Regions from separate parts of the Mus musculus genome. Here all the other regions are linked to region 3. The links are chromatin loops, found by intact Hi-C in ENCODE. Cell type or tissue: left cerebral cortex. All regions are shown on one strand. Region 1 overlaps Neurod1 (neurogenic differentiation 1). Region 2 has its middle 28 kb from the start of Gm39865. Region 3 holds the start of Ube2e3 (ubiquitin-conjugating enzyme E2E 3). Region 4 has its middle 46 kb from the start of Gm37004. Region 5 overlaps Itprid2 (ITPR interacting domain containing 2). Region 6 holds the start of 4930440I19Rik (RIKEN cDNA 4930440I19 gene). Region 7 holds the start of Itga4 (integrin alpha 4).

Region 1 (4,000 bases), 590 kb after region 3:
CACTTTCGAAAGAAATGAAACAATTGTTTTGATTTTCCATACTATTTTTATTGCAACTGCATGGGAGTTTTCTAAATTGTGCATTACACCATAATACACAGGATTACAAACAAGATTACAGTACATGTCAATTCCAGTAGTACCAGCATCACATCTCAAACAGCACTTATTCTGGACTGCATTTTACATGCAACAGCTATTGTTCTAATTATGAATTCGATGGTTTGAATTTTATTTAAACTACTGTACTAACTGACTACACAGGTATAAAAACCCAACATTAACAACCTGAATAAATTTAGGCTCAGATTTATTACATGAATAGATGACAAACCACCATTTGTTTGACTATGTATAAAATCATGCATTTATATTTTCTGGAAACATCAATATCTTCAAACACTCCGTAAAATCATGGAATTCAAAGAAGTAAAAGACTAAAAAGAAAGAGTGCAAATTGTATGTGATAGTCAAGCAGCTTTTGATTTAAAGGAGTGTGTGTTGGCATTTATTTATAATATGTATTTACAAGCTTGTGCAAGTAATGAATTGATGTGTTTTGATAAGGAATGCATTTCGGTTTTCATCCTCTTGAGTGTTATGGGTCTGGTTTCTATTTTAGGGAGCGAGCAGGAAAAACTTTAAAGTGAGATGAATTGCTCAAATTGTGCAATTTGTTGGTTTTTTTTCTTTTCTTTTCTTTTTTACAATTAGAGAAGAAAGAAGTGCTAAGGCAACGCAATAACTTTCTAAGCACTTTTCTGCTGGTTTAAATTAGTTAAATTATTTTGTATAAATTAGATATAATTCTACTTTTCTGATATGTATAAAAATTGATGAAGCTGCATGGTTTTAAAATAGGAAATCCACGTTATAAAAAGTCATTAAAAATTCTGTACAAAATCACAACAAAATAATTCAGCATGGGAAAGGTCACAGGTAGTAAAATGCTGGTTGAAAAATATATATTTATATATATTTTAATTGGCCCATTACTAGTTTAAAAATTGCATAGATCCTAATTATTGCTTGTGATTTTTTTTATCCCGATCAGATAATTAATACGATCTGAATACAGCTACACGAAATTCGTGGTACACATTTTCTTTTTTACTTTACTGTATTATTATTTTTAAAATAGAAGAGCTATAGAAAACAATACATAAGGTGAACAGGAACTTTGATCCCCTGTTTCTTCCAAAGGCAGTAACGACAATAAATACATATATCACTTGAAGCTTTGAGTATTTGCACTTTGCAGCAATCTTAGCAAAAGGGCTGCCTTCTGTAAACAGGACAGTCACTGTACGCACAGTGGATTCGTTTCCCGGGAATAGTGAAACTGACGTGCCTCTAATCGTGAAAGATGGCATTAAGCTGGGCACTCATGACTCGCTCATGATGCGAATGGCTATCGAAAGACATAATGTTGTCTATGGGGATCTCGCAGCGAGGGGCAGCGGCACCGGAAGAGAAGATTGATCCGTGGCTTTGGGGCCCTGCCAGCGTCGCTGCAGGGTAGTGCATGGTAAAGGCATAATTTTTTTCAAACTCGGCGGATGGTTCGTGTTTGAAAGAGAAGTTGCCATTGATGCTGAGCGGCGGGCTGAGGGGTCCGTCAAAGGAAGGGCTGGTGCAGTCAGTTAGGGGGCTTTCAAAGAAGGGCTCCAGAGCTGCGCTGTAGGCGTGTGGCGGCGGCTTGACGTGGAAGACGTGGGAGCTGTCCATGGTGCCGTAGGGCGGGCTGGGCAGTCCAGGGGACTGGTAGGAGTAGGGATGCACCGGGAAGGAAGCGCTGGCGGTTGGCAGATGCGGGGGCATGTCCGGGTTCTGCTCAGGCAAGAAAGTCCGAGGGTTGAGCTGCAGGCAGCCGGCGACCAAATTGGTAGTGGGCTGGGACAAACCTTTGCAGAGCGTCTGTACGAAGGAGACCAGATCAGGGCTTTTGCCTGAGCGCAGGATCTCTGACAGAGCCCAGATGTAGTTCTTGGCCAAGCGCAGTGTCTCTATTTTAGACAGTTTCTGGGTCTTGGAGTAGCAAGGTACCACCTTGCGCAGGTTGTCCAGCGCCGCGTTCAGCCCGTGCATGCGGTTCCGCTCGCGGGCGTTGGCCTTCATGCGCCTTAATTTAAAACGTTCTAGGCGCGCCTTGGTCATCTTTTTCTTTTTGGGACCCCGTCTCTTGGGCTTTTGATCCTCCTCCTCCTCTTCTTCTTCCTCCTCTTCCTCTAGATCCTCATCTTCCTCCTCCTCCTCTCCCCCGTTTCTCAGAGAGTCCTCCTCTGCATTCATGGCTTCAAGCTCGTCCTCTTTCTTGTCTGCCTCGTGTTCCTCGTCCTGAGAACTGAGACACTCATCTGTCCAGCTTGGGGGACCTTGGGGCTGAGGCTCGCCCATCAGCCCGCTCTCGCTGTATGATTTGGTCATGTTTCCACTTCCTGTATTGAACAGGGAGAGAGGCAAGCAGAAGAAGAAAGGGGGGGAAATCCACCCGCTATATTTAAAAGCTGGATAAGCCTTCAGCTCCCTCTCCCTAATCCTACAGAAATGCACACAAATAGAAATACACAGGAGTCCACTGCAAAATGGATGCCTCCAGGAAAAGTTAAACGCAGTGCTTCATGCTGGCGTGTCTGTACCTCGGTGCTGCGTAGTAGGTACCACTAGGCCTGTCATGAGTGGCTATGGGTGCCTTTCCTAGTGATCAGCTCAACTGTGTGCAGGGCAATTATCTGGCCAGGTGCCCTGTGTGGAAATGCGTACAGAGTGCATGGTTTTCTGACTGTGTCCCAAGTCACTCCCAACTCACAAAAACGATGAGTTTGGAAATGGAATACTCTGAACTCATCTCTGCTCTGGCTTCGCACTACTTAGAGGTTTAAATAAATTGAAAAGCCATTACGTAATTTCCTAGCACTGACCCCAATTTTTAAAGAAGATTATATGGAAGGGAGAGCCAATGCACAGAGGAGGAAAGGTAGTTTCCATCAAATTATTTTCCTATCGACAACACATTTGGCCACAGAAGTGGGCACAAGTCTTCCATCCCTCTCTTGCCTTTCTTTCTTTGCCTCACCACCCCCCCCCCACGCCCCCGCTAAATTCCCACCTTGTACAAAAGCTCTGGCTCCCAGGCGAGGCTCTCCCACGCGCTGGGGATCAGGTGCAAAAGGCTCCTCTCTAATAAACAGCCCATTGAAAGGGCCGCCCGCTCTTTATTGGGGCTTTTCAAAGTTCGCCTCAAACCTCCCTTTAAAAGATGGAGTAATTACAATGGTCAGCGACTGGCAATGGTGAAGGTGCTGCTTCTCATAAGAACTGTAAAAAGCCTTTAGTAAAACAACTGAATGTCTGGCCCCAGCATGGGGACTTGGCCGCCTCTGGGACAGTAACAGGTAGCAGGAAAATTTCCTTCCTTTTCTCCCCCTCTCCCTACATTTCAGCTAAGCTATTTCAGAGTCCAATCGGTTTTCCAGTACTACATTCTCCTGAAATAGATAGTTTCATATGCACGATGAGCCTAAATATCTGTACACCAAATAAAACTATGGGCAGCAGGTGTTTTTGTTTGTTTGTTTTGTTTTGTTTTGTTTTTCTCTTTCTCTCCTTTTCTCCCCTGAATAAGTGAGAACTGGAAGTGGTTGTTTGCTTTGGGGACTTTCAAATAACCGCTTACAAATAATTACAGTTACTCCCCTCCCCAAACATTCTAAAAGCTTCTATACTATTAAAAATTAAATGTAATTAGAAAGCCTGCAGGGGGTACTTGAGTGCTGGGACTCATTACGTGCGAGTACTTGTGGGCAATTACGAGGAGGGACACTGATCTCAAATATAGGGACAACCGACTCCACAAATGTGCGCATGCAAAGTACCAAGGTACAGCTCTTCAATTATTGCTTTTATTCTCGGGAGAGTAAAAAATAGGAATCATAATTACCTGTTGTTAAAAGGTTCTGAATAGTGACGATCTCATAACCCTGGAGCCTCGGGACACCTT
Region 2 (4,000 bases), 150 kb before region 3:
CTGCACACATTCTGCATTCTCTTGTGCTCTCTGCTTTTCTCCTGTGCTCTTTTCTTTTCTTGAACTCTCATACTCATACACACCTCTGTGTGTTCCTCTTTTACTCTCTCCCACACACTTCACACACATCACACATACACACACCACATGCACTCTTCTTTCACTCACACATACACTCCATCACGCCTCACATTCTCTCTTCACTCACTCTTCTCATGCCCTCTCTCTCTCTCTCATTCTTCATTCACTCTCCACATTCACCTCACATACTCCTCACTTGCTCTCTACATGTTCTCTACATGCTCTCTTGCCTTTCTTTCTCTTGTCCCAGTCTTTTTTTTCTCCCTTTTTTTATTAGATATTTTCTTTATTTACATTTCAAATGCTATCCTGAAAGTTCCCTATACCCTCCCTCTGCCCTGCTACCCTACCCACCCACTCCCACTTCTTGGCTCTGGCATTCCCCTGTACTGGGGCATATAAAGTTTGCAAGACCAAGGGGCCTCTCTTCCCAATGATGGCCGACTAAGCCATCTTCTGATACATATGCAGCTAGAGACAAGAGCCCAGGGGTTACTGGTTAGTTCATATTGTTGTTCCACCTATAGGGTTGCAGACCCCTTCAGCCCCTTGGGTACTTTCTCTAGCTCCTCCATTGGGGCCCTGTGTTCCATCCTAAAGATGACTGTGAGCATCCACTTCTGTGTTTGCTAGGCACTGGCATAGCCTCACTCGAGACAGCTATATCAGGGTCCTTTCAGCAAAATCTTGCTTTGCTCCAGTCTTTTAATGATACTCTAAAAGCAGGTAAAAAAAAAAAAAAAGACATTGTGTAATCATTATCAAATCAAATTTAAAAAAAAAAACCATGTCACACAAAGAATCAAGAATTACAATTGTTCCCCAATGTTTCAAGCATCCCTATTCCCAGGCCTATAGCCAAAATAACAATAATTGCAAATCTATCATTATTTAAACTTTAACTCATTACACTTCAGAGCTCAGAGCTCTGAGGCCAGGTACTTGCATTTTCCTGTGAAGCTCTAATGATCAATGACATGGACAAAGCTGCCAGGCAAAGAAAGAATCAAGGTAACCCTTTAACTCAATAGTTCCGCTAGCTTTCTGATTCTGAACATTGCACACAATGACTCTTCTAGGAGCCCTGATGTTTTGACTTAATTTTACTAATATAAGATTTTACATATTCTATGCTTGCTTATCTAGGAACCACTCTCAAATGTTATACAAAACTTATTTCATAACTTATTTAATAATTTTTTCCTTTCTTGGGGTTCCCAATGTTGACTCTATTTCATTTTCTAATAATTTCTTCAAACTTTCTTTGCAAGTCAAGCATTAATCTGGAACTACCACTGTGCAGTCATTACATTTTTTCCAAGATGAGAACACACAGCATGCACCTGGGCCTTTAGGACTGTGCTGTGCTGTGTCCCATGCCTCAATTTTTGATTGTTTAAGAATCATTACATCAGGGAACATCTAGTTTCACAGAATTCACCAAAGCAGAAGGAGAAAGAAGTAAGAAAGTCAGATATAATATAATAATTATGCACACCAAGGCCAACTGAAAAGCAGTCACTCACAAATGAAATCTATACAGCCATTGTCCAGGGCTAAGGTTAGGAGAAATAAGACAACAACTGTTTTTTTTACAAAGAGCTGCCATGGGCTACTGAGATGTCTCCATCCTGGCCTACTGAAGGCATGTCCCTTATTTCAGATGGCAGGTCCCCTGGAGGGATGTGTCTTCTGTTTCTCAGGGTCCCAGACGCCATCCTTTTCTACAAGGAGCTGCCCCGGTCTTCTGAGATGTCTCCATTCCGGCCTACTACAGGCAGTCCCTGTCATTGTATGCTGTCACCAGCAGAAGCATGACTCAAAGATAGCTGTATCACTGAAGTCCCTCTGGGCATGGAGGAGAGCTCGCAAACTTTCAAACTGGGAGCTCACTCTATAGTCTCCAGACAGTTCAACAGGTTGGAGAGTGCCCTGTCCAAGTGACTGCGTTGGTCTAAATGACTTTCAGGTGTCTTAGTGGCTTTTTTGCTTCTTCCAAGCACTTCTGCTGATCTATGAATCTTTTTATAGCTTTGCTTGTCTGAGATTTACTCTCTCAGTCTTTATTATTTATTCTTGGGAGGGAGGGGCCTAGTGAATCTGGTCCATTTTAGGGACTTCCTGAAGCTATTTTGAGTTGTTTACCTTCTCTCTTAAGCCCTGCAGAATGGAATGTTTCAATCTCTAGGAAATACGCCAAAGAGAAGCTAGGATTTCGTATGGGAGTGTGAATGATGAGTGGTGTTATCTCATATAGTAACCGGCATAGTGATAGAGAAAAGATGCTGGAGGCGCTAAAGTACAAATGAATGTGAACAGTGACTAGAACGTTTATATTCGTGACAACACTACATATGGTGGTGCTGTAAAAAGAGCCATCAGCCTCACAGGAAGAAAAGGAAGATGAGCAGTTCTGTGTCTGGATTTGGCTCTGAGGCATGAGGAGTTTGACCCACCCAACTTGATGAGAAAGAAGAGTCATGCCAACTCAAGACAGCTGCTGGAGGCTGTCTCCTGAGAGGCTCTACCAGTGCCTGGCAAATACAGAAGTGGATGCTCACAGTCATCTATGGATGGACCACAGGTCCCCAATGAAGGGGCCAGAGAAAGTACCCAAGGAGCTGAAGGGGTCTGTAACCCTATAGGAGGAACAGCAATATGAACTATATTCCCCCAGTACAGGGGAATGCCAGGGCCAGGAATGGGAGTAGGTGGGTTGGGGAGCAGGGGGAGGGGAGAGAGGATAGGAGATTTTTCAGAGGGGAAACTAGGAAAGGGGATAACATTTGAAATGTAAATAAAGAAAATATCTAATAAAAAACAGTGTGAGGAAGAAAAAAAAAAAAAGACAGCTGCTGGAGAGCCAGCCTTCAGTGAAGGCTGGAACATGAGCCAGTCTAGGCAGAGTGTGAGTACACTGGGAAGCAGACCAAATATAACAGGCATGGTAGAGGATAGTGGGATGTGTTCAGATCTGGTGGGAAGGGATTTGGTGAGGCAGAGGGAAAGCCTTTGCATGGGAGAACAAGACTATGGAAACCAATGCACGTAGCTTGCATTTTAACTTTAAGCAGTAACCATGATCATGAGGAAGGTGACGCATGGTGTAGCGCAGTCATCTAATGATAGACACTGGACCCCTCAAGGATAGCAACAAACCCCTGCCTGGCCACCCTGGTTCTGGTTTGTTCTTCTAAGTTCATTTTCCATGAGATACCTCCACTCATTATATAAAATGAAATTCCGATCCTGCTGGTCGTCCTCTTGGTTAAAAGCCTCTATTGATTCCATCAAATCTTAAATGCTAATTGCAAACTTCTAAAATTAGCACTGGAAGCAAGTCTTCTCCAATTATCTGGCTTTCGTCCACCTTTATACCTTTCCCCTGTTACACCATGATGCGTTACATGATGGCCGCACTCTAATTTTATATTATCTGCATAGAGATGAGGGAGGAATAACATCCGCGTAGAATAAACTCTTTGAAGACAGTTGGGAGCTTCCAGAAATGTGATGTACTCCAATGAATGGCACCTGCGTGACAAGACAAGAAAAGCTGGCTTCTCACAGCTAGCATCTTTAACAAAGCAATGCCTCTGTGAGTGTGTCGGAATGTTGATGCTGTTGAATTTTCTCAAGTTTAATTTCATGCACCCTATCAAGCTAAATATTTTTATTAACATACACTTTTCTGCTTCTGCTTTTAATAATTACTATACACATAACCTTTTCTTCATCTTTCTGTATTTTGTAGAGTCACTTTTTTTTTGATGCTTAGAAACATATTGAGTAAAAGGTACCCCTCACAGCATAAAACTTGTAACAGACACCTTGCAAAAAAAAATGTGTGTGAGTGAGTTTGTATATTTTTCCAAAGATAATGAGCAGAAAGATTTAAAATCTGTTCAAACGTTTTCTG
Region 3 (4,000 bases):
TTCAAGCCCATCACCACAACTCTGAGCTGCATTAATAACTCAGTTGTTTAACTTTAAAGAAACTTTTATTACATAAAGGTTGTCACATATTTGGACACCTCTCTAGGTCCTGTGGACCTAGCACAGGACACCTCTCTACTTTGTACACAGTTGCTCTCACTCTCCAATCTCATTTTCTTTCTCCTGTAATACAGTATTTCTTAGTCTTTATCTATTTGCTTTCTGACCAACTACACACTGAGCAGAACAAGTGCATTCCCAACTGCTTAAGAATTTGGTAGTTCCCAAATACTCCATCGATCTGGGCTCCATGAAACCAAACTCGCCAAAGATTCATGGACTTTTTGTTAACAATTAGCCTTTGGGCCTTCAGGCTATTTCTAGGGTATTGAATTTCCCTGAGCCTCTCACCTTTTAACACACAGCCAAGCTGCATCCACAACAATGCCCAGACTCAACACTGGCTGCCTGCTACTCAAGCAGTGTCTGTTACTTAATGTAAAGTTACTTAAGAGTGTTACTTAATGTAAAGTTGGGAGATGTCTGATTCAGACCCTGCCCATCTGCTCCCTTTCATTCTGTCAAATCGAAGTGTTGGGGGATTGATCCACAAACAGACCATTATCCCTCTTCACACATGACTCTGTTCAAACTGGAACACCCTTCTCCCCATCCAGGTGAATGTCAATAATGGGGTCTCTTTCCAGTCACTTGGCAGAGCTCTTGTCGGGGAGGGAGTAAGGAGACGGCTCTGGACACACGAAGCAGTTTATGTGCTTAGCATATACCAGGATATAGCTCGCTTGTGTAAGTTCACTGAATCTGTATCTTTGAAACGTTACAGATGTGACTTATTTATAGTTTCGAGTATTTTTTTTTTCTTTTTTTTACCAAAGCTCTTCTATTTGGAGGAAAAATAGTATGTTGGCTCACTTCTTTTCATTTTCCTTTCTCTTGAGCATTGGCTCATGTCTTATGGCTCCGCCATTCTAGTTTCTTCTGTGAACTCCTCCTCCCAGGACCCCTGGCCCTGAACACTCTTGAGAGAGGAATGCACAAATTCCTTCGAGGTTCCATCACTGGAACATGGTCTCAGGAGCGGCAAACAGGAAGTTTCTGGACTTCTGTCTATTTTGTGCTTGGGGCAAAACTGGACTCCACTTGGAAGATTCCGCAAAAAGCAAGGCAGGAGTAAACCAGCAACCTTCCTGATTCCTATCTAAAACTTTTAATGAGGACAGTGTCATATAGAGTCAGTCCCTCCATGGCTTCTCTATCCAGAAGTGGTCTCTCTCTCTCTCTCTCTCTCTCTCTCTCTCTCTCTCTCTCTCTCTCTCTCTCTCTCTCTCTCTCTCTCTCTCTCGCAAAGCAGAGCCCGCCGCCAGACACATCGGGTTATTGCCCCTAAACTTCCTCACTCCACTTTTTACATCTTGAGCGGGACATTTAAAACACAGTTTGGGATTTTGTAAGTTTCCAAAGCGTCCAGAGGGCAGTCCCCTTTTGGCAGCGCCATTGCAGGACGGGAGCCAGAGATTAGCCGAGGTAGGTCCCCTGGTCTCAAAATCCTATTCACCTCGCTCAGAAGCCCAGGACTCTACCTTGCTACTTCCTTCAGCTCAGAGGGGCCAGAAGCAGCTTTCCTTTGCCTGCGTGCCTGGCCTCCTCAATAACACCATTCATCGCCTGCCTCTCGGGGCACCGGGGAAGCCCCAGTCACGCGCCAGGGTTCTCGCTCAGGTACGGGATTCCCGGGGTAACCGCCGGCCCCTAACCTCAGGGGCGGGTAGTCCACTGGGCAGCGTCGGCCCGGAGGCGGGCTCAGGCCGGAAGCCACCCGCGGCCCCGCGAGACCGCGCCCCCGCCCCCGCCTCCTCGTCCTCCTCTTCCAGTACGAGCTCGGCGGCCAAGGGCGCAGGGGCCAGCCCGCCGGTCCCCGCCGCGCTCTTTGTCCCGGCCGCGCGCGGGCGGACGCGTGCGCATCTGCCCCCCCGCCCCCCAGCTCCCCAACCTCCGCCACCCCCCGCCCGCCACCCCCCACCCGGCGGAAAAAAAAAAAAAAAGAAGGCGCAGCGGGAGCGCGCTCGCGCGGGGGCGCGCGGGAGCCGCTCGCGCCCCCTCCGCCAGGCAAGCAGCGAGCACGCGCGCCGCCGCGCCCGCCCCTCCCCCGCCCGCCCGCTCGCTCGGAACTTGCTGACTGCGCGACCGGGAGGAGCCGAGCCGAGCCGAGCCGAGCGCAGCGGCGGGAGGCTGAGCGCGCGGGGGGCTCCCGCGTCCCTGCGCCTTCGCCTTCGGCCGGCAGAGCGCCCACCCCACCGTGGCTCCCGGAGCGCGGGGCGGCGCCACCCTCCGGCCGCAGCGCGGCACTGCACGGCCGCCTGCGACTTTCGATGTTCCACACTCCCGGGCCGGAGCCTCGGCGGCGGCTTCTTTTCCCGCCCCCCCGGTGCCCCCCCCAGGCTGCCTCCATTTCCTCAAGGAAGGTTCCTCGGCGCTCTCCCTCCCCCACAGCGTAGCGGCGCACGAGCGGGCCGGGCGGGCGGCCGAGGTAAGGCGGCGGGGCCGGGGCCCGCGTGGGGGGCGGCGGGGGCGGGGGCGGCAGCTTTGTTCGCGCCGGGCGCCGCGCTCCTCAGTCCGCCGCGCTAGTCAGTCAGCGGCGCGGGGCGGCGGGTCCCGCATCCCCCGGCGGGCGGGCGCAGTGGCGCGGTCCCCTGCGCGGCCCTCCCCACAAAGGACCGCGGAGCTGCGTGGCCCAGTGCTCGCCCCGGGGCGGGCCGCGCCAATTTGTTGCACTTCTGGGGGTGGGGGGTGGGGGAGGGCTTTTGTTTGTTTGTTTGTTTTGCCCTCGGGGTTTTGGCCGCTTTGCGGATTTTTTTTTTTTTTTTTAAAATAACAAAATGTCGGTCGGTGAGGGAGGAATTGAGCGGGGAACGTCGATGGCACCGGGAGCTTTGCAGAAGGTGCAGTTTGGAGCCTGCCCTTCCCCGGGTGGCAGCTCGGGCTCGGCCCGGTGAATCCTCGCCGCCGGCCGTGGGGACGGCTGTGGGGCGGCTGCCAGTTGATTTTTTTTTTTTTTTTAAATTCGAGTGCTGTGTTCAAAGGCTTTCGGTGCGCACGGGAGGACCCCGTCACCGTAAATAAGCATATGGGCGACTAACGGGGTATGTTTTTCCTCTGGGAAGGAGGATTTGATCGCTCAGACCGGTGTCAGCCTGTAAATATTTAGACGGTATTAGTGACTTCTGAACATTCTCGGCGAGATCTGTTATTTACAGTTGTCATATGTTATTAATGCCCGTTGCCCAAGTTCCCTGGCAAATCTGTTTCATGCCTTCTGAGAAAGTAGACAATTGATAGATTGTCCAAGGGATGGGAAAAAAATGTGAGTGGGTTTTCCAACTTGCATTTTGGTAAATCCCTCAACGCCTGCATTATAAATTATGATACGTATCAGATTCCCTGTAACGTGCTGCACCCTAAGTACAGGGACTTTCGAATCCTTTTCAATAAAATACTCTCAAAGGTGCTTATTGAGAAGTGCATGCTGCTATTTTTTTTTAAAGATCTAATGTTTCTCCATGGGTCTCTTCTCTCCTTAGAAGTTTTCCCAGAGATAAGTTCACCAAGATGTCCAGTGACAGGCAAAGGTCGGATGATGAGAGCCCTAGCACCAGCAGTGGCAGTTCAGATGCAGATCAGCGAGACCCTGCCGCTCCAGAGCCCGAGGAACAGGAAGAAAGAAAACCTTCTGCCACCCAGCAGAAGAAAAACACCAAACTCTCTAGCAAAACGACTGCTAAGTTATCCACTAGTGCTAAAAGGTAATGTCTACAAGGGGAGGACTCACACGGTCAGGTCCCCTTCCCATTGGTGGCTTTTGCTGGCTTAACTTCAGTGGCAATAGTTCAGAAATAGTTCTCCATCAAACGTATGTGAACTTGAGTGGGCTGTCATTCTGTGTGTGGTATAGCCACGCAGTTTCCCTGCAACTATCGACTCT
Region 4 (4,000 bases), 58 kb after region 3:
AGAATAAATTAATCTTATAAAGCTTCATCAGTATACCAGAAATCATTCTGACTGTACACAGTTTCCTGTTATCATTGGTATCTTCTTAATTCCCTTTTACTGGTAAAAAGAAAAATGTTGCGAAGAAGCATATGTAGGCTTGTGTAGTGTGTGCTAGCATTTTGATGAGTAAAATCTACCAATGGTGTTTCTTAGTTTCTAAGTAGCCTAGTTTACCTGCCCAAGTTTGTGTAAGTGTACTCTGATATTTGTACAGTGGTGAAGAGCTGTCCTCGAATTCTCAGAGTATATTGCCTTTGTTAAGAGACTCGTGACTGTACCTGTATTTTAAGAAAGTAGGAAAAATGGAAAGGATGGTCTTTGGGGAATTATTTTAACAAAAATACTTTAAGCAAAAGAGCTACATAAAAGTATATAATATGCTGTGTGCTGCTCTCTATGAGGGAGCTACTCTTGAATGTTGAAAGCTGTTAATGAAATTCCCTATTTACATGGTCTATGAAAGAGGGAAATGGGATAACATACAAAACAAAGGGCTTCTTTTTACTCTGTTGCTCAGTGTTGTTCTAATAAGTCTTAATTGGAAGGTGACTCCCTAATTCTAGTTATCTCACTTACAAATGAGCATTCAAATCATCTGAGCAAACTGGGCCCACCATGATGCAATACGGTCAGGACGTAAACCCACTGAGAAGTGGGTAGTTGAACAGTGCCAGCACTGTCAGAAGCCTGACAGGACAAGGCCCCCAAAATGTAAGGGAAGTCGAGTGTTTTCTAGTGATGTGAGATTGAGGACATTATGTCAAGCTTTCTGTTATCACCTATAAAGTGATGAAAAATAAGTTGTGTGGAATATAAAGGACTAAGCGAGTAGAGAGTGAGTGATCTGCTCATCTCCTTATCTGCTTGCTTCCTTGTTAGTGGAACACTGGCCTTCACAATGTGTTTTTACCAAACAGTGAAGCTTTTATATATATAAAATCTCCAGTGGTAACAGTTACTATATAGTATATATGAAAACGTTTTTTAATGGCACATTTTAAAATGCATATTACACTTTATTTGTGTGTATCATCTACATTAATGAGACTTTTAGAAATAAATTAATTTTACTCAGTCAATACATTGTTATTTGTGTACTTCAGAAAATAAGTATTGCTCTGGATTCTTAGAAGTATCAGAAAACCCCTATCCTTAGTACCCCATCCTTAAACACGGAGTTCTAATGAGAAAGAAAGTATTTGTTAAGTAGAAAGTGGTATGCAGAAAACAGAAGCAGGAAAAGGAATTAGGGAGTGGGTGTGGGGAGGAAGAAGGAAGTCACTCTTCACTTAGGAATGAGTAGTGTATAAATCAGGGTTCCAAGGCTTCAAAGACATGAAAAGGAATTTTCAGAGCCTTGTACAACTTAGTTGTTTAAGATTGTGTGTTATCTTTACTTCCCCAATAAAACTGCTTCTTTAGAAACCAAGTCTCAGTTGAGAGTAGCCAGGAAAGACTTGGGCAGAAAAGTGATGTGAGAGATAAGCTGGGTAAGAGTGTCCCAGGGGGGATGGCAGGTGAAAAGAAAGGCTACGGCATGAGAGCACTCAAGAATTCAAGAAGAGAGTGTGTGTGTGTGTGTGTGTGTGTGTGTGTGTGTGTGTGTGTGTGTGTGAGACAGGAGTAGTGAGCTCTGGGGAAGAGTAGGTGGCACTAGGTTAAGGGGAGCTAGATGAACAGATTTTCAGGTCTTGCATGAGCTTTGGCTCTCATAAATGGAAAGCTCTTGGAGGGTGTTTTTCCACCCAAAGATGCAAGATATGATTTAGGTTTGTTAGGCTGAGTGGGAGAGTGAAGCTGTAAGAGGAGAGGACACACGTACCAAAATTTGAGAGCAGTTAGGAGACTGGATACGTGCTATCAGTGGCCTTGACCTGGGTGACAGTGTTCTTCATAAGAAATCCCTGGGTCTGGATTGAAGGTAGAGCTAACAGTATTTGATAAAGTTGGACTGTGTGATGTAGAAAAGGAACCAATGTGTGGGACTTGAGCAGACCAGAAGAATATAGTTCTGAGGGAACCGAGGGAACAGGGTTGGGAAGAGGCTAAGAGCTTTATTTTTGACAGTCTGGTTTTGAAGTGCCTGACTTAAGTGCAGTGGGTGTGTTGGGACAGTGGACCTATATAGATCTGCTGGGTTGCAATCCTATCTGGTTTAGGCTTGTGCATTCAGGACTCTAATGTGAAGATGGAGTGTCTGCACTATGAAAATACCCGAGCCTGTCTGCTAAGGCTGTCTGCAGGATGGGTGCTGCTAGGGCAGGAAAGGAGCACTCAACTCTGCGTCAGAAAGAAGCTGAAGTGAGGAACCCAGGAGTGTGGAAGGACCTGGAGTTTTAGGGATGTTGGAATGGCTTCCTTGCATCAGATGGCATTCAGGAGCCAAGTCAGGACTCAAATGGCCACTTTCGTTAGCTACCTAGGGCAGTTTTGCATAGCTGACTTTAACAAGTGTGGCTTTGTTCAAGTCTATGATTAGGTCCAAGCTTGCCTGGAGATGACACCAAAGGAGAAAAAGAAAGCTACTATTTGCTGTAATCGTTCATTTTTAAGCTCATGTAAATGTTCTGTCTGAACTTAAATAGGTGATGCCTATTTTCCTCTTAAATTAATTGTATTATTCTTTAGCATATTTCCTACAGAGGCAACTTGATAATTGCCCTATTTTCCATATTTCCAAAGAATTTTGAGTCTTTTTTTTTCTTTTTCCTTTCTAGCCCTATTTAAATCCAGTGCTTGGTTATCCCTTACCTTCAAGAACCTTGTTGAAAGAATACCTTCTTGTCTATACAGACTCCAATCCATCCTTCACACTTCTCCCCCATACAAGCTCCATCTGGCAGTTCTTAATTCATGACTTCAGGGGTTGCCTGGTTTTGAACAGGTGAAGTCTACACTCTGCAAAAGCCTTGCTTTCTGTCACTGTACCATTCTGTAATGAAGCAGCATCCATGAGCTCAGTAGCCCCAGATGTTTGTTTTGCAGTGAAATTCAAGGGTCACTTTTGCTACCGGCAACATTGCAAATACTTGCTCAAAAAACTAATGACAGTGATACATTGTGAATACTTGCTAATCTCCAGACTCTTCTTCAAGGCTTACTGCTGTTAATAACACTGCAGTCCTTGGATTCTCTGACATCTCTGTACTTCCCTTGGAGTAGTTAAACATTGATGTGTGTAACCCTGTGAACCCTAGCATGTGTAACTTTCTGTTAAACACCTTTGCTAGGCACATTCATAGTTTAAATGTGCACTTGGTGCTTTGAAACAGATGGTGAGGTGGCACATTGCTGTCTGTACCTAAGAGCATTTGGCAGTGCTAAAATTGAGCTTTCTGTTTAGTTCAAAATAATTCAGTGATGAGTGGGCTACTTTGTACTTTTCTTCCCTCAGATTCTGAGTATTTGGAAGTCTTAGCTTCCAATGACTCAAACTACATAAAACCGTATTTAACTATGTATAAGCACCTTCCTAAAATGAGACTTTGTGAGTAGACAAGTACCTAGTCGGTGGCTAAGTCCTGTGTATCAGTCGGCATGTATCACTTGTTCTGTCATAATGGTGTTTCTAGTGAGACTAGCAAGTGCTTGCTTCTATTTAATTGTGCACACAAAACCTAGGCTTAAAGGGAACCGTTCATTAAACTCACGGTAAACTGAAATGTTCATATATTACTGATGTGATTTAAAGGAACAAAGTGCCCCCACCCCTGTTTCAGTTTATTCCCCCTAGTGCCTCTCGGATACTTTACTTAGACTGCACTCTCCATATATGCCTGGGCTGGAGGATCTCAGCTAACAGAATCTCTCAAGTCTGTGTTTATAGAAGGGCATGTCACAGATCCATTAGCGTTTCTGAAGTCCAGTAACTTGGTAACTAAAATTGGCAATCCCTTTGTATTTTGACTTGTAGATTGTTATATCCTCTCAGTGTATTTTTTTCCTCGTGTATTTTCAA
Region 5 (4,000 bases), 770 kb after region 3:
TTCTGCCTACTTGCCATTTTCTGTCAGTGAAGAATAGCATGGGCAGCTGTGGACACAGGCCACTGTAGTGTTTGGGCCCAACTAAGGAAAGAGCTACCAGGAGGGAAAAAAAGATTTTTAATGATACAAATGTGAAATGTTTGCAAAACCCTAAAATTGAAGTTCTGTCAGGGCCCATATGGTACTTGCTGGTGATTCTTCTTCAACTCCAGTCTCAAAAGCACTGAATTTCACAGGACCACCTTGCTTAGGGATTTGCTTGCGTTTGTAATTGGCATTGAGCAGCGTAGTTGAAGCTGAATGCACCCCACTTCTAATGCAAATCATTAGAACTGTTACTGAGAAACTGAAGCCTGTATCACAGACTAGACCCTTCAGAATACAAGAATATTTCTGTGATGCAAGTCACAAAACTGGGAAAAGTAAAGATATCTTTGTGTTTGAAAACAACTTGGGAGACATTCGTGTTTGAACTACAAACTTGAGGGAGAGAAAAGTCAGTATTGGCTGATCCCTGACTCCGATTCCAAGGGGAGCTGAGGACTTTGCAAAGCTACGGGAGGAGAATGTGTACTTGTTAGAGTTTAAAACGTTACAGAGATGCTCAGGCTTCCCTGTGTTTGTGAGGAAAGGCGGCTGTGGAGGTGGCGAGGCTGCCTAGGTTGTGCTCTGAGCTGCCAGCTCCACTGGCAGGCAAGAGTTAAGAACTCTTCCTGACGCCTGTAACCGGTTTGTTTTACTAAGTGAAGTTACTTACCACTGAAAAGGCGCTTTCTTCTAATCTTGGTTTTATATTTTTGTTGTTGTTCTTGTTGGCTTGTTTTGGTAGGAGGGACTGAGTGTTTCTTTAGCCTTCTCTCTTTCTGTCTCTGTCTGTCCGTCTCTGTCTCTTTCTCTCCCCCTCCCTTCTAATTTTGCAAAGAAAATAACAATTCATTTCATATGCTAAGGCCATCCCAGCTCTTAATTGCCTCAGAGCAGACCTGTGATTAGGTTATTGCTGGTAAACTGACCTGACAGCAGGTATTTGCTGGGTTAGAAGGACATTACTTATGTAAGCCGCTCACATTCCTGGTGTTTGGGGAGGAGTGCTGAGTTGATTAAGATGCTTGCTTAGCTATAATTCTCAAGTGAGGCTACCCAGGGACAGTTCTGCAGATGGGTGTTCAGGAGACTGAGGCTTTTGTGTTCCTGTGATTACAGCACCCCTCTGGGAGCCTCACTGGATGAGCAAAGCAGTGGTACGCCGAAGGGTAAGAGAGCATTGTCCTCCTTCAAAAGTTAGAATCGCCCATCGTCTTTTAGCTGAGAGTGTCGTGTGAATTGCACTAGTGAGGATCATGTTTATAAAATATGCCATTGTGAGCTAGAAGCCCAAAGGGGGAGATATTGTCATAAGTCATAAAAGAATAGTAAGTAGCTTTCAGTAACTTTGTTTCCCGAAGCTCCTCACAATGCCATCCTTATGTTCTTATTGCCCAGTTAGATATTATAAAGATGGAGTAAATACAGACTCTGATATGTCAATAGAAAGAAAATATATCGTGAGCGAGCCAGGTTAACTTTAGTGTAGCATTTCTTTGCTTGTGCTAACTGAAATTACCACACCTGGGATTTTTGCACCTGTGCAAGACAAAATTCTCACGTTCCAAGTACAGCAAGAATGTGCAGGTGATGACAAGGTGAAGGAGAAGCATTCACCGTGTGAGGAAAATATAGCTTGAGGTCCTGACATACCGTGAAGGTGTAAGGAATGGCTGCTTTGGGACCTAGTTTTTTACGGAATTCTTTGATGAAGTAGTTTCTCTAATCAAATGTCTTCAGAGGCATAAGGGAATATAAAGTATGAACCCCGAATTCTGGAAAATTTACCTGGCCACAAACCTAGTTTCCTTACAACAGAGAAAAGGCTTGTTTGCTCTTTGAAATGACATAAATAATTTTTCAGCGTAGTCAGGTTTGAGATATTTTCCTAGGTTTTGTGAAATATCTTAGTAGACTTGTTTAATTAATGATGTCATAAAGTAGCAGGGATTAGTGGTAAACAGCACAGCAGGGGGCGTGGTTTCTGAATTTTCACCCTCTGTTTTAGGTGTGCTTGTGAGAAATGGAGGAAGCTTTGAAGATGACCTGTCACTGGGAGCTGAAGGTATGTTTGTTGAGGAACTATATCTATATCTAATCTTTATGGAGTTTTAGTTACCTTAAGAAATGAAGGAAGAACTGTCAAATCGAAGGCTCTTGGAGATATATTTAAATAAAGGCCTTGACAGTGGGTCACATTCACTGTCTTACCCAGGAGGATTCCTGCCTGGACGCCTGTGAAATACCATCTTGCCTGACCTAAATGTGCAGAGGAATTGTTTATGACAAAACTATGGTGATATAAATGAGAGGAAAACTGACCCAAAGACAGACGGGAGCTTAAATATTTACGCAGGAAAAAACTAAGTTGAAGCTTCGTTTTGGTTTAGGGACATAGACTCATGTCACACTTAGAGCTGTGGTTTGTCTTTCTCCTGATATTTTCCCTCTTTTAACCCCTGACAGTTACAGATTAAAGGACAAAGCCCACATAGAGTTACAAGTCGGATCCTTATGCTGCTGCCTCTTTCAAGCGGCTTCAGCACTGTAAAAGTATGTCATTAAATCCTTTGTAGGTGCCAGTAGAGCTTCCAGTCTATAAAGCTAGCTTTCTCCTTTATAGCAATTTTGCTGTTATTATAAAAGGTAGTTTACTTTGTCCTGAGACAGGTCGCTACTGTGGAGCCAAGGTGGCCTTGGATTTTCTGTGTAGCTTCAGGCTGACCTCACAGTCAAGGTGCTTTGGCTTTTGCCGCCTTGGTACTGGGGTTGCACGTGTCAGCCACCATGACTGAGCCCTTTGGTTTTTGTTTTAGTTTATGATATAATGAATTTATTCACTGAGTTTAGTGTCCTTGATTCTTTAGACCTGCATTTCCATTTGTAAGATGAGTTACTTATTTAGAACAGTCTAGCATCAGAAAGTATAGTATGCATATTTTCATTATCCCTGTCAATATGTTTTTCAAGGAATAATTGAAAACTTAACTTCCTTCTTTCAAGTCAATGCTCTTAAAAATCTTGTCAGTCCTTTATGGAGATGTACATCAGCATCCCTGTAAGCAATGCATTTGATGCTTTTGATATCTGCCAGGGAGGTTTCATGATATCAAACGATATTATTGGTAGGAAGTATAAAGAAGCAAACATTTCTCACAGTTTTGCACATCAGAAATAAAAAAATCAACTGCTGAAGTAGACATTTTGATTATTACTCTTACTTGTTTTGTTTTTCTACAGTTATGATGAAATTAACTCTAAACCTTGACTTCTGTTTGCTTTGACCTTGTTAATCTAGGTTAAAGCTGAGAGGAAGTTTTTAAAGGAAATGTTACATTGAAAGGTGGAGAGCAGTTCACATTATCCTCTAAAGGCTGATACTAACTTTAAAATCACAGAAGAAATATGTGAATACTGTGGTTCTCCTTAATGGCACCCAGTCCCTTTACTTTTAAGATGTTCTTGATTGACAGCTTTGAAATTTAATAGCATTACATACACCACTATATGCTGCTCATCTCCCTCATTACTCATCAGCCGGGTTCCAGAAATTTAATTGATTATTTATAGATTTTTTTTTTCTTAATTTTTAAATACTCGGCTAGAAGTAGTTTTGCATTGCCAGAAAGTACAAGCCACCTCCAAAAGCTGCTGGCGCAGTTATTGCCCCTCTGTCCAGTGGTTTCAGTAGTGGATATCTAACAAGCCAACCATGACGATGTAGATAACCTGTCTTCTCCATAACTATGCCATTTCCTTCTAACAGCTGTGCTCTCTGTCTGTTTGTCCGTCTGTCTGTCTGTCTTTTTGTTTATTACTTGTAGCCAATCACCTACATGAACCTGATGCTCAAGTTGAAAACTGGTATGTACTTGTTTGGGTCAGCTCCTTTCTTAAAAAGTCAAAAGGGATCATA
Region 6 (4,000 bases), 820 kb before region 3:
GATGTTTTAAACTCCTGATTTTCTGATTAGAGATTCTAAATGCATACTGTGCAACCAGACTACATGATTTTTGGAGTAGAGGAAGAGGGGCAGGCCAGATCTCTTACATCACCCGTGTCACATGCTTGGACTACGACTATAAGATTGGTACCCATCTGACAAATTATCAGATGCCCATCGCATCTGCCTGCTGTGCATGGAAAAGCACAAATTCAACAATCAAGTAATTAGAAAATTTAAATTATTTCTGATTAACATTCTACTAAGTTCCCATGGCTCAGCCAGAAGGGTAGCTCTTCTATTTGTTGCTACAGGGAAAAAAAATGACAGGAGCAACTTAAGAGAAGGTTTATTTGGGGCTGCAGTGTGAGGGTCTAGTCCATCAGGGCAGGAGGTGTTGGTGGCTGGAGTATAGGTTAGCTGGCCACTGTGTATCCTCAGTACCAGGCAGAGAGGGATGAGTGCTGTCTGTTTAGTTGGCTTTCCTTTTATGTAGTTTTACACCCCAGCCCATGTCACGGTGCTGCCTGTGTTTAGGGTGGGTCTCCCCACTTCAGTGAACTTGATGTAGAAACTCCCCCACAGAAATGCCGTGATGATTCTCCATCCCATCGAGTTGACAGTCAAGGTTAACTACAACAGATGGTTACATTTAAACCATCAGATCATCTGCAACAGAGTTCTCTGGTTAGCATTCATGGGCCAGGGACATAGGATTTTTGTTTTATCTATCCTCAATTATCCCCCTTTTGATTTCTTCTTAGAATTAGGCTTAGCATTTCTGCCTTCACCTTCTGTTTTCCTTTTCTGGAATCTAGAGTAGAGAGTACAGAATTCGATTTATTCAACCATGTATAACTAACTGTACGGTTCATTGATCACTAGTATACTCATGCAGAATATGAGTTAGCTGGCCCTGTATCTTCATCTAATTATGGATTAGTGGTACTTAGGGGTTTGAAGCTGTATTGTACACACCCAGCACCATGCCTTGTGCTGTGACGTGACTGCTCTGCTTTGACTGTTTTTGATACGTGACTTGTGAGAAGCCTTTGTGAACATACGTCTGTCCACGTTCCTCAGCTGATGATTTGGCTTTATTTCGTAGAAAATGTGGGTGGCTGAAAGAACTTCTTTCACACAGTCATAATCTTCTGGCTTTGCTTACTGCTCTCCTGTCTTACACCCAAAGTAGCAAATGATAGGGACCCCTTTGTTGCCACAAAATATGTAAACCACTTCCATTTTTGACTGAGATAGAGCAAAACAAATATCCTCGAATTCCCACTAGATGGCGCTATTAGAATGGAAACGACTTAGTTTTTCTTCGGTCATAGTATATATCTCCATAAAATCTTCATTTTGAAATCCATCTCAGCATGTTATTTTGGCTTGTCAAGCAGGTCTGCTTCCTGCTGAACTAATGGATTGGGATGATGTAGTATTTAGGGAAAAGATTACCCAATGTTTCCCAAGAGAGCCCAGAGGACTCTAGGCAAAACAGCCAAGAGACATTTTATCCACTTCTGATCCTAGCCAATTTCTACCTGACATTTTTGATACCCTTACGCTTCTCCATGGACATGTAGGGGAGACCCCACAGAGACAATATCTTTGAACTGAGTGAGAGGCCCCGTGCATGCCTTTTCTTCCTAGTCCTGTGTGCTGACGAAGGAAGCTGACGCCCTCAGCCGATTGCTGACCATTGCCAGCTAACTCATCAGTGGTGATTTATCCAGCGGCTTTCAAAGTGCAATTTCTGGACTAGCAGCATCATTTGAGATTCCTTAGAACCTCACATTCTTCCCAAGCCCCCTGAATTGGAAATTCTGGGGCTGGACCACTGCAACCTGCAGTTTCACCAGGCTTCGAGGTAGACCTGATGTTCAGAAACCATAAACAAGGTCTTCGGGCTCTTCACAAACCATCCCTATCCTCCTGTTTGACCTGACATCGCTCTTGAAAGCCCTCAAAGAACAGCCTCAAAGGTGAACAGGTGGGTGGGGTATTTGAACGCCAGTGTGCCCTCCTTGTCCTCTTGAAAGGGCTGCCTCTGCCGTTTTATTCTGAGTGTCACCTCGAAGCACAGCCTCCATTGCAGAGGACTCCTTGAGCCCGTGTCTAGTGTGTAAATGAGGAGGAGGCTGTGATTAGTCATTCCCGTTTCTTTTGGAAGGAAGAGTGAAATGCTCAGGAAAGCCGCCAGGTGGCAGCCTGGTTCCTAAGCGGCTCCTGTATTACTGAAAGGCACTTTCTGGCTTGTTCACTGTAGTCAAAGAAAGGCAATCCAACAGCAGTAGTCATTTATTGACTAGGCTGTTTGTCTTTTTCTCTACTGCAGCATGAGTCAGAGCCCACAGAGGGAAAAAGAGAGGGGAACAACCTACTGATTAATGGGTCAGAAGGCTGCTCTGTAAGACTGTGAGCCACTTCTGCCTCCGTTTCACAGAATGTGGGATGTAGGGAAGCTACAAAGGCGAACATTGGTTAAATACCCAATGAAGCTGGCTCAGTCAACCAGTTCAAACAGGTATCTGGAATATGTCTGTCTTCTGTCCTTTGATGAGCAATGTACCCACACACAGGAATCACATGGAGTAATGTTGACATCTTCTGATGCCCAGAGGCTACAGAGGCAGTCCCTGGGCATCGGTGAGATTAAATCTTCCCAGGTGATTCCAGTGGCAGGAAGCTCTGGAGACCATTTTACCCACATGCATTGGAGTTAAATGCACTGACAATGTGGCCTCAATGAGAAACTGGTTGCTGTCTCATATCGTAGTATAAATTTGATAGAATATGTTGTCATGGTCAGTTCTGTTATTAACAATGGGCAGGGTTTGTCATATGATGGAAAGTGCCCACACCCTTCCCCCAACTACTTCTTCCTTCCTCCCTTTTTCTTTTATTTCCCCTTTTTTTCCCCTTGAAGCTAAGAACACAAACCCAAAATTGAAGATATTTCTACTTCCTGGAGGGATATTCTGACTGAAACCACACTATTCTGTTCTAAAGTACAAAGACCATACCTTTGGCTGTATGCTCTCAGGGGTCCTTCAGCTATATGCCCTAGTTTAAAGGCTACTACGACAGCAAAACATTTAGCTTAGTGCTGATGCGAGGGGAGTTGTTCATATTGATCAGGCAGAGTGAAAACGTTTGCCTGGACAACCCTGAAGTCTTTCAGCAGAGTTTGAAATTTTTCTGTAAGGAAAGATTTTTTTTTTTTTTTTTTTTTTTTTGTACTAAACCAGGTTTTGAAACCTAGAATGCGAATTTTAAAAAATATTTGTTCTAGAAAACCATATATGTTCCCACAGAAAAAGGCAGCCTGGAAGGAAACATAGTTGTAACATATAAAACATGAAATATGCTGAACCGTTGTGTGAAAGGACACATGATGCTAGGCTGAATTCTCGACACCCACGGACGGGGTTCAACCCCGCAGGAACTCCAGCTTCTGGTCCTCTCTCAAGGCTCGTCCAAGTATCACTTCTTGAAATGTAAATATTACTGTAAGAAGCAACTTGTTAAACCCTTGCATCATAAAGCATACCAAGTTTCCCTATAAGTGCAGATTAGCCAAGGAAACTGAGAGGCTTGCGCTGGAAAGCCCAAAGAAAGAGGATGGAGGAAAGAAATGTGTAGTAAGGATTGGGAGCCAAAGGGCCTTTCTCCTTCAGTTTGACATTACAGTTGGCTAGGGCCCAACCATGGACAGTTTAACTTGGTTCATTTGTTGAGTTTATGCTCCTATCCTACAAAATTCTTGCCGACTCCCCCCCCCCCCCCTTTAAATGGTACGTCATAGAGAACAGCAAAAGCTACGGAGTGGCTATGGTGTCTCACGTTGTCTCACGCGACTTCCTAGATTCCAGAGGCTTCTTTTCTGTGGGCGTGGCCAAGGCAGCGGGGGTTTATGACAAAGTTGAGCGACCTCATGTCACTCAAACCAGCTGTATTAAGGAAGGTGCAAGCTTTTGGGATTTCTGTTTGGATT
Region 7 (4,000 bases), 390 kb after region 3:
AGTCTGCTGGTTTTCCAGGTGTGGTGTGTTGGGAAAGAGAACCCACATATTAGTAAGTAACTCTCACTTATGCTTCGGAAGAAACACAACCAACATATAGATTCCTGTGCTGGGTATGTCAACTTGACTCAACCTACAGTCACCTGAGAGGAAGAAATCTCAATTGACAAATTGCTTCCATAAGATGTGGGCTGTAGGCAAGCAAGCAAGCCGGTAGGACTTTTTAAATGTTTTTTTTTTCTTTTTCATGTAATGATAGAGTGTGGGACAGTCCAACCCACTGTGGGTGGTACCACCTCCACCCTGGGCTGGTGTTCTTAGGCACCATAAGAAAGCCAGTTAAGTGAGCTACCAGAAGCAAGACAGTGGGTTCTCCATCAGCTCCTGCCTCCAAGTTCCTGCCCAGTTTGAGTTCCTGTTTTGGTTTCCCCTTATGAAGTATGATTCAGGATATCTAAGGCAAATAAATCCTTTCCTCCCCCAGGTTGCTTTTGATCATGGTGCTTTGTCACAGCAATAGGAACCCTAACTAAGACAGTTCCCCAGAGGAAAGGAATTTCAGAGTCATGCCTGGGTTTGCCAATGGGACGTTAGCACAAGGGGTAGACATTGTTTCTATCTCCCCAATGGGAGGGGATTTTTAGCAGCAGGGCTGTTTTCAAGTCCTAAGGGAAGGAAGGAGGGTTGTCTTGGCTTGTTGAATAATACTTCTGGAAAAGTAGCAAATTGTAATCTGAATGATAGAAATGAGGACCTGCCCATTAGCCACTGTACAGCTATCAGTGCCAACCAGAGTTTCACCATCCCTTCCCTGCCTGTGGGGCTCAGGAGGCACGTGCTATTTTATTTTTCAGTCCCTCAACCAGGCTGACCGGCTCCTCCCTCGTGCCTCTTCTCAGAGTGTGTGGAGCCCAACTCAGCGATCCTTGCCTTCCAGCTCTCTTCAAGTGTTCCCAAACAATTAAACTTTATGGAGTAGGGAACTTTTCTTTTCTACTATCAGGCCAAAAATGTTGCTGGGTGCTCCTCCAGGCATCCTGCTGATTTGTTGTGGTGTTTCGAGGACTGGGGGCTGCCCACTGCATGAGATGATCTGACTCAGTGAACAGCGACAGCTGCGGGCCTGTGATTCTGTTGGTGTAACTGGCAGACACGGACTTTCTTTCTTTCTTTCTTTCTTTCTTTCTTTCTTCCTTTCTTCCTTCCTTTCTCTCTCTCTCTCTCTCTCTCTCTCTCTCTCTCTCTCTCTCTCTCTTTCTTCCTTTCTTTCTTTCTCTCCCTCCCTCCCTCTCTCTTTTTCTTTCTTTCTTTCTTTCTTTCTTTCTTTCTTTCTTTCTTTCTTTCTTTCTTTCTTTCTTTCTTTCTTGTCATTTGTCTTTTTTTTGCAACAAAGGTAAGAGGGCCAGCATCTCACCTGCTAACACTCACCAGCACTTGCCTCCTGCTCCAGCGTGAAAAGCAGGGAATGGAATATGGAGTGTAAGACATAAATTAAAAATAAAATAAAATTAAAAAAAAAAAGAAAAGCAGCACACAAGGAGTATGTTCAGCAGAGGCCCATCTCCTGGCTTAGGTGTGCTGTGACTCTGATCTCTGGTGGCTTTTTAGAAGCCTGTTATGACCTTGTCTTAGGCTGTGTCTACACATCTGGTGGTAGGTATGTCCTGGGGTAACTGAGTGTGTACATGGGGACTAGTTATGAAGAAGTGAGCAAGGGGTGGAGTCTGCTAAGTGAGGCAAGTCACAGAATTTCCTTAGCTTGCCTGGGTTTTCTGTGTTAGGCTATTGCCTGGCTTGCTCATGCGTATAGACTCTATTTAAGAGGAAGTGTATAGAGAGGAAGGAAGCCTGCATAAAAGGCTGCAGGCCTGGGAGTTTTGAAGAGACTAGCCATATACTTTTGTCACCAAATGCTCCAATAGGGCTGGGGCGGGAGGGGGGGGGGGCAGCAGTTTTGGCTTCTTGCAAACTGTGTAATTTCTGTATGCTACACAGCACATAAGTGACAGAGGAAGTTCTGGAAGGTTCTCCACAGTCTTAGTTCCCAAATTATTGGCCACTGGGACTGGCCCTGGAGGCCAGTCACTTGGTGAAGTCCCGCAAGGCATCAAGCCTTAGCCAACTTTCAAAAGGGAATCCCCTGATCTGTTTTGTGTTCCCCCAAGGGTTATTTTTGCTGGGCCCCAGAAGCCAGAGCCACTGTGTGTGATGTCTGCCAGGGTGTGAGTCCATGCAACCTAGGTCCCCTAGCGCCCCCTACAGCTGCTGCGGGGCGGGGATGGGGATCGGGTTGGGGAGAGGGAGGCCAGGCTGTGAGCCACTGCACCACACCCAGGACCCCACCCAGATCCTAGGAGCACCCGGCCCCTGGCTCCGGGGCCACAGAAACGGGGCGTGGGCCAGAGCCTGAAGCATCCCTGGCCACTACGATCGCTCCGCCTGTGGCCACCAATTCCCCTCCTCTTCTGGCGTCCCTCTCTCCGCCCCTGTCGCCTGCCAGCACCGGACACGCTGCTGCACTTCATCTCTTGGGGCGCTCTTCTCTTTGGCCAACCGTCGCATCCTGTGCAACTCTGGTCAGTGGCCGTTTTGTGTTGAATGTTCTCCACCAAGAGCGCATGGCTGCGGAAGCGAGGTGCAGACCGAGGTCCCGAGGGATCGCCCTCCGGGAAGCGGTGATGCTGTTGTTGTACTTCGGGGTGCCAACCGGGCACTCCTACAACCTGGACCCGGAGAATGCACTGCTGTACCAGGGCCCCTCCGGCACGCTGTTTGGCTACTCGGTGGTGCTGCACAGCCACGGGTCGAAGCGCTGGTGAGTGCGCCCTCCCCAAGAGGCATGTCACAGCGCCTCCGCCTCTGGGATTCCTTGTATGAATCAAACTTTCCGCCCTCCTGGGAGGTCAGAGAAAGACCTGGCTTCAGCCAGCTGCCTCACTGGAGAGCCTTGGAACTAACTTATCTTGGGATGGCAGCCCCCAGGGTGCTCCTGAGTCCTGGGTCTCCAGTCATGGGAAGAGGAGGTGGGTGCCACTTCCCTTGCTGACCACTGCACAGCTGTCACAAGCCAACACGGGGCAGAGTGGGTGGGCAGACTGGTTCACGTCTGAGCGAACTTGCATGGTTCTTGCTTTAGGCTCATCGTGGGGGCTCCCACTGCCAGCTGGCTCTCTAATGCCTCAGTGGTCAATCCTGGGGCGATTTACAGATGCGGGATCAGAAAGAATCCAAACCAGACCTGCGAACAGCTCCAGCTGGGTGAGTTGGGTCCCCAAAACAAGACATAATGAACTTTCTCCCCTTCGTGGGTCCACTGTTGGGCAAGTCCTGGAAGACACTATGATGCTGGTCTCTTCTGGATTAAAGTACAAGCTTTTCAATTTTAACCCCATGCCAGCTTGCTCCTGAGAGTATTTTCCTCTCCTTTGCTTGCAACTGTATGTGATCTCAGTATCTTCCAAACCTCTTTCAGGGGAAGTCTCATAGGGTGGCTTCTGGCAAGCTACCTTCTACCAGTCCTAGAACTCTTCCATGTGTAAAATCTGTTTCAAAGCCTTAAAACCCCTCTCTGGCTGAGGACCCAACTTCTCAACTTTGTTCTAGCGTGAGCTGCACATCAGGAATAGAAACTTTGATTGAGCCTATATCCCACCATGTAGCCTATATCCCACCATGTAGCTTATATCCCACCATGTAGCTTATATCCCACCATGTAGCCTATATCTCACCATTTAGCCTATATCCCACCATGTAGCCCAGGGATTTTTCTTCCCCTTCCTTTAAAAATGACACTACCTACCATAAAAGAATGGGAAGAAAAAAACAGCATGCCTTTTGTTAAAATCATAAATATAGGAGGTCTGACATATAATTACTAATTTTCCTCCCCTCAAATTCTCCTGTAAAGCAGGTCTGTCTTTCAGCCCTCGTTTCTGTCTTTATTTAGGTTTTCAGCAACTTGAGAAATGTGCGCTGACGGCAGAGGAGACAAGTTTCATGT

The links. Peaks named below come from ENCODE experiments on the same cell type or tissue, not always from the same donor. Only the 100,000 strongest peaks of a DNase experiment are listed, where the experiment ranks them.
Region 1: it touches region 3 in a loop (7-fold over the local background); 4 of 42 quality-filtered maps call a loop at or near these places.
Region 2: it touches region 3 in a loop (2.7-fold over the local background); 2 of 42 quality-filtered maps call a loop at or near these places.
Region 4: a loop joins it to region 3, with 5 times the contacts of the local background. A loop is called at or near these places in 7 of 42 quality-filtered maps.
Region 5: a loop joins it to region 3, with 2.4 times the contacts of the local background. A loop is called at or near these places in 6 of 42 quality-filtered maps.
Region 6: a loop joins it to region 3, with 9 times the contacts of the local background. A loop is called at or near these places in 12 of 42 quality-filtered maps.
Region 7: a loop joins it to region 3, with 4 times the contacts of the local background. A loop is called at or near these places in 4 of 42 quality-filtered maps.

What each region holds. Positions count from the first base shown.
Region 1 is chr2:79,452,611-79,456,610 of GRCm38, forward strand. It overlaps Neurod1 (neurogenic differentiation 1), which reads right to left. Exons shown (of 2, transcript NM_010894.3): 1 at 3,941-4,000; 2 at 27-2,438. The coding sequence starts at 2,427. The coding sequence ends at 1,354. Among named protein-coding and RNA genes, the nearest start is that of Neurod1, 2.0 kb to the right of the region's middle. In left cerebral cortex, a CTCF peak has its summit at 1,521; DNase peaks (open chromatin) are centred at 1,406, 1,764, 2,417, 2,672 and 1 more place; H3K4me3 peaks cover 3,675 bases; H3K27ac peaks cover 2,893 bases.
Region 2 is chr2:78,720,606-78,724,605 of GRCm38, forward strand. No RefSeq gene overlaps it. Among named protein-coding and RNA genes, the nearest start is that of Gm39865, 28 kb to the right of the region's middle. In left cerebral cortex, no CTCF peak of the experiment used is centred here; DNase peaks (open chromatin) are centred at 1,935, 2,410 and 3,028.
Region 3 is chr2:78,866,858-78,870,857 of GRCm38, forward strand. Ube2e3 (ubiquitin-conjugating enzyme E2E 3) reads left to right here and starts at 2,190. Exons shown (of 6, transcript NM_009454.2): 1 at 2,190-2,548; 2 at 3,600-3,821. The coding sequence starts at 3,628. In left cerebral cortex, a CTCF peak has its summit at 2,356 (motif pointing left); DNase peaks (open chromatin) are centred at 1,746, 2,334, 3,181, 3,740 and 1 more place; H3K4me3 peaks cover 2,583 bases; H3K27ac peaks cover 2,339 bases.
Region 4 is chr2:78,924,444-78,928,443 of GRCm38, forward strand. It overlaps a transcript of Ube2e3 not described here. Among named protein-coding and RNA genes, the nearest start is that of Gm37004, 46 kb to the right of the region's middle. In left cerebral cortex, no CTCF peak of the experiment used is centred here; DNase peaks (open chromatin) are centred at 1,821, 2,115 and 3,365; H3K27ac peaks cover 1,854 bases.
Region 5 is chr2:79,638,054-79,642,053 of GRCm38, forward strand. Itprid2 (ITPR interacting domain containing 2) reads left to right here. Exons shown (of 18, transcript NM_080558.4): 3 at 1,204-1,253; 4 at 2,093-2,149; 5 at 3,909-3,948. Among named protein-coding and RNA genes, the nearest start is that of Itprid2, 4.6 kb to the left of the region's middle. In left cerebral cortex, a CTCF peak has its summit at 2,055 (motif pointing right); DNase peaks (open chromatin) are centred at 715 and 1,161; H3K4me3 peaks cover 1,292 bases; H3K27ac peaks cover 833 bases.
Region 6 is chr2:78,047,232-78,051,231 of GRCm38, forward strand. Gm52519 (a long non-coding RNA gene) reads right to left here. Exons shown (of 3, transcript XR_003953861.1): 2 at 3,850-4,000; 3 at 480-669. 4930440I19Rik (RIKEN cDNA 4930440I19 gene) reads left to right here and starts at 3,946. Exons shown (of 7, transcript NR_108098.1): 1 at 3,946-4,000. In left cerebral cortex, CTCF peaks have their summits at 1,287 (motif pointing right) and 2,203 (motif pointing right); DNase peaks (open chromatin) are centred at 1,089, 1,374, 1,617 and 2,194; H3K4me3 peaks cover 1,136 bases; H3K27ac peaks cover 991 bases.
Region 7 is chr2:79,253,042-79,257,041 of GRCm38, forward strand. It overlaps Itga4 (integrin alpha 4), which reads left to right and starts at 2,385. Exons shown (of 28, transcript NM_010576.4): 1 at 2,385-2,815; 2 at 3,137-3,258. The coding sequence starts at 2,619. In left cerebral cortex, CTCF peaks have their summits at 2,270 (motif pointing left) and 2,474; DNase peaks (open chromatin) are centred at 2,289, 2,512 and 3,065; H3K4me3 peaks cover 1,475 bases; H3K27ac peaks cover 686 bases.